2 separate regions of the Homo sapiens genome follow, and region 1 is linked to region 2. The links are chromatin loops, found by intact Hi-C in ENCODE. Cell type or tissue: PC-3. All regions are shown on one strand.

Region 1 (2,500 bases), 60 kb after region 2:
GGAAGGAGGCACTCCTTTGACCCCTTTTGTAACTTTCTCTGAGGCGACAAACCATCCAGCCATGTCTCTTACCATGTCTCATCCAGCCATGTCTCATTGCTGGGTTCAATGAGGGACTAGTTTCTATTTTCTATATCAATGCTGTCCAAAAGAACTTTTTGCAGTGATAGAAATGTTCTGTTCCGCACTGTCTGCTGTGGCTAGTGGCTATCACATTGGATAACACAGCTCTAAGTAGAAACATAGAAAACTAGCATCATCTCCAAACACAGGCATAGTACAACACATTCTTTAACTAATGATTTGTCTCTACATCATCATAGGTTTTTGCAGGGGAAGGGCATATACATTTGGAGGTTACTTCACTTAAGAATACTGGATTTGCCCTGGGTCCCAGAAGGAAGAGTTGTTATAACATGATATGAGAGGGTATCAAGGGTCTCATATGAGACAGGACCCAGACAGTAAACTTGGGCATTTAAGAAGAGAAATTTAAGGCCTTAGGATGGGGGAGATATGATAAAAACATATTCAACTTTCAAAGACTCCATTAAAGAGTGAAAGTTTTCTATTCCCAGATAATTACAGCCTTTTCCAATTTTTAGGAAGACCTAGACAGACGGTATAATATGGAGAAAGAGAAACTTTACAAGATACGTTTACTACAGGTGAGTAAAAGAAGGACAAAAATATGCATAAATGCTTCTAACTAGGTATAAATGTCCTATGACATAACTAGAAAGTCTCAATATCTAAGAACTAGAGAAAATAAGTAATGAGGCTGCTGTTCCCCAGTCTTCTTTCTATCTGGAGTGTAACTCAGTGATTTAAGATGTTGGTATTAACATCTCACATTGTTGGTATATTACTTTCACAACCACTCCTTTGAGTTAATCCTAACCCCAGGTGGAGAGTGGATATTACATCCCATTTTCTTTATGAAGAAATTGGCTTGTTTGTTTGGATAACCGGCAGTTTGTGAGAGTGACATCAAATATGGGGGAGATAGGTTTCAAAATTAGCTCTAAAATTTAATTCATGCAGAGTCAAAATTACATTTAAAATCCCCTACATTGCTGGGATCTGGCTCATGGAAGCTCAAAAGCCAAAAATTCCTTGTGTCACACTTTGGTTCAAGCCAACCTTCTGTTCCCTGGGAGGGAAAGGCCGGGCTCGGGTAGGAGTGGCCAAAAGGCTGCAGAGGCCAGTGAGAGCCCCTTTCCCCTCTCTCTGGCACCTACTTACTTTGCTGAGCTGAGAGGGTTAAATTAGAGTGAGTCAAATTTGTCCTTGTTACAGACTACTAATCTTTAAAGAGGCACAGAACTAAATAAAATCGGGACAGTACAGCTGCATATTTGGAAACTTTTTGACTGAGTGCTTTATATGTATTCAGCATTGGATCAGGTCCCATAACTAATAAATAGGATGACCCATCTCCTGGACATGCTGGCTATTTGAGAACCAAGACATGTCTATATATACATCAAAGTTCAAGGGAGATTATGTGCAAATTGCTTTCTAAGGGCAGCTTCAGACTGGCTAGGGGAAAGCTTCAGTAAAGCCAGTGGCTTGCTGAGGGCAAGGGCCTGAGTTAGGCAGTGGCTGTAGAATGCATGGAAATGAACTGATGGGACAGATTGCAGGGCTGTAGCTGATGGAACTTAGTATCATCTGAGATAAAAAGAGGAGTCAAGGATGATGCTGGAATTTCTGACACAAGGGTGAATAATATTTGTGTTATTCATAGAGGAGAAGCATAAAAGAGAATTAATGGACTAGGGTTAAGGGCGAGAGGAGTATAATAAATAGGAGTGTTAATGAGATCTGTTTGGGGCTTTTCAAAGTTGGGATACTCAACCACATTGAAATGTCCAAGGAGTGCTTTGTTGTCAGCTCTGACTCCCAGAATAGTATGGCCTGGAGATTTGGGTGTCTGCAGTGTTGATGAGGACTGGGGCTGTGGAATGTGGAAGAGGCCCTGAGACTACACCCTGGTGAGCACATGTGAGGATAGGCAGAGCAAAACAAGGGATCTCCCAGTGAAGATGCACCTGAGCAGCCAGAAGGGAAAACAAGTGCATGAGGCTTGTGGGAGCCGAGCAGAGAGCTCAGCTGAGAGGAGGGGAAGTGCCACTAGAAATCAAGAAGGCTAGGAGCTGAGAATTGTCCATTAGATGTGTCCCTGAGAAGGTGTGCAGTGACTTTGGCAAAAGCAGTTCAGTGGGGCACTGGGGAGAGCCTAGTTGCAGTGGGTTGAAGAGGGACTGGCATGGACAGAGGCTCCCATGTGCATGGCTCTCAGTACATTTCTCTTCCCTGTAAAAGGGAAGAGAGAGGCTGGTAGCTGAAAGGTGATGGCGATTAAAGAAGGGCTTTTTAAGGAGTGAGGACATGAATGTATTTAAATGCTGATGAGAAGGGTCAGTAGCCAGTGAAAAGTTACAGATGCAGTAAAAGACTGAAGAGTTGTATCTTAAGACTCCTGAAAGAAAACCAG
Region 2 (2,500 bases):
ACAGGGTACTGAGTCATCTAAAAATCTTTTCTGTTTGGTTTTGGAATGTGTTCTGTTTGGTGTTCCCCCCCACCATAGAGTTTCTGGTTAGGTGCAGTTTAGACTAAAACTGCCTTATGTTTGCCGTCTTCCAGTATATCTAGTCAATTTAATGGGTGGGCTGGACGTATGTCCAAGGAGCACACTTGCCTATTGACGGCATGGTTGTCTCTCAAGCTGTCTTCTTTATGTGCCCAATTGAGGCCTTGTTCTCTGTCATCTTTCTTTGCTGAGAGTTCCATAAGCTTCTATCCTCTACTTCTATCTTCTTCTGAAGCCCCATTAACAGAGGGTCCTATGGCCAGAGGCCCATAAATGGGATTTTACATTTATAACTGAGTTCATTTCAACAACAAACATTTTATTGGGCATCTGTGTTCCAAGCACTTGCATGTGTATTTTATTATTTTACCTTCACTACCGCTTTGAGTAGGGATTATCCCTAGTTTTATGATAGGAGTATTGGACCTGGACCAAGTTACTTGCCAAAAGTTTCAGAGTTGTGGTGGAACTTGAATTTAGACCCAGGTTTAATTCACTGTCTTTCAAGCTGTTTGCAGTGGAGAAGAAAGCAGTGCACTGAACACTCTTAAAAACTAAAGGAGTCAAACTAGTCACAGCTGGGCATGTTAAAATCTTAGTCTAGGAAACCGGCCTGGTGACCTCTGCAATTGCTAATTTCTGTGATTTTTAGGAAATCTGAAGGATCCACCTAGAGCCGCAGGTAGAAGCTGAAAGGGGATTGTTAGATTTCTGGAAGAAGTCTTTCTCACTTTCTTTCCCTACCCCCAGCCTGCCTGCATTTTCCTCCATGTCCTCACCTTGGCTGCCAAGACTGTCCAGACTTGGCAGTAATTTCTGAGAGGTGGGTTTAAGAGGGTTGTAAATCCTAGGATGACCCGTGATAGCCTTCTCTCTGGACCTTTATGAACTGGGTGAGTAGGCTGGCTCCGAAGAGTGGCCAGGAAATGCCATGTCTGAAGGCAGGGGGTTAGGCTGGATGGTGGTGTGGGTCCCAGCCTCTTGTTTTTAAGCTATTATGTATGGTTCTAGGCAATTGGTAACTCTATGCAAACCAATATATCTGTAGCCACAAGAGGGAGCTCTCCTCCTGCTGAACCAAAATGTAACTAAGGAAAGGCTGTATTGATCACGTGCCCCTGCATAGTTAGTTGGGACCTGCATTGAGCAAAACCAGAACTGATATTCATTTTCATTTGCTAAGCTTGGAGTTTAGGCAGCAGTACCAGTTGAACACTCATCTCTTCTTACAAGTTTCAAGGAAATTAAATAAGCTATGAGAGTCTGATGGAGATCAAAATTTTAAAAAAAGCTTAACAGAGAACCTTAGATATGTTGCCAAATGGGTTTGTTAGTGCTTCACTACCAAGCTATCCCATGTGAGTCCCAAGCAGACCTGGACAACCACTGGCTTCCCCTGTGGGGCAGGCAACATATCTTATGGCAGAAAAGATGCATGTGTCCCAAAGACAGGCTGCCCAGAAAGGAAGGGCACCAGGAGTGGCTGAGAGCTGCATGAAAATTTTCTTCTTCCTCTCAGGACTTTTGTTTTGTTTTGTTTTAAGAGACAGAGTTCCACTCTTGCCTGGTCTAGGGTGCTGTGGCGTGATCTTAGCTCTCTGCAGCCTCAAACGCCTAGGCTTAAGTGATCTTCCTGCCTTAGTCTTTTGAGTAGCTGGGACTGTAGGAATGCACCATTATGCCTGGCTAATTTTTAAATTTTTTTATGCAGACAAGGTCTTACTATGTTGCCCAGGCTGGTCTCAAACTCCTGGCCTCAAGTGACCTCCCTCCTTGGCCTTCCAAAGCACTAGGATTACATGCATGAGCTACCATGCCTGGCCCCTCTCAGGACTTGTGGATAAATCACTCTTCACCCCTTCCTCTGTTAGGGAGGAAGGGTGAGGGGGAAGAGGCAGCAAATATTCTCCTATATGCTTCCCTCCTAGGAGGAAGATACTCCCTCTCTTCTATGAATGTGTGCAGTGAGGGATTAATCTCCCCCCTTCCATATTTTTTTCTATTAACACATTGGATCTGACATTTGATCTTATGATCAGTGGGGTATTACTGTTGTCCTCAGCAGTTTTAACCTTGGTCCCAACTTGTGAAGCTATTTTCCAGATACCAGACACTGTTTCTTAATGTGTTCTCTAGTGCCCATTCCCTGGGGGGCTGTTTTAACTTTAGTTCCTAGGTCACCTAGTTACTGTTAATACTAAGACTGAGGGGTGAAACCTACTAAGTGAATCATAGATAAGACAGTAATAACTCTCACCCAGCCCTGAGTCAGATGTTCATCTTGAGGGTATCTGTCTCCTTGGAAGGATTATTGAACTGCAGAAAGATAAAGGTGGACAAGACTTCTCTGAACAAGAAACACTTTTGGGAGACCCAAAACTTGTTGAATTTGAAGCACCTAGTAAGTTCTAAGTGACCT

Evidence for each region. A loop is a pair of places that touch in the nucleus more often than their neighbours do. Peaks named below come from ENCODE experiments on the same cell type or tissue, not always from the same donor. Only the 100,000 strongest peaks of a DNase experiment are listed, where the experiment ranks them.
Region 1: it touches region 2 in a loop (4-fold over the local background); 17 of 110 quality-filtered maps call a loop at or near these places.

Annotation. Positions count from the first base shown.
Region 1 is chr2:117,942,192-117,944,691 of GRCh38, reverse strand. It overlaps CCDC93 (CCC complex scaffolding subunit CCDC93), which reads left to right. Exons shown (of 24, transcript NM_019044.5): 18 at 606-668. Among named protein-coding and RNA genes, the nearest start is that of CCDC93, 71 kb to the left of the region's middle. In PC-3, no CTCF peak of the experiment used is centred here; a DNase peak (open chromatin) is centred at 1,391; H3K27ac peaks cover 1,357 bases.
Region 2 is chr2:118,002,160-118,004,659 of GRCh38, reverse strand. The region is part of intron 3 of CCDC93 (CCC complex scaffolding subunit CCDC93); the gene reads left to right. Among named protein-coding and RNA genes, the nearest start is that of CCDC93, 11 kb to the left of the region's middle. In PC-3, CTCF peaks have their summits at 934 and 1,136 (motif pointing right); a DNase peak (open chromatin) is centred at 1,149.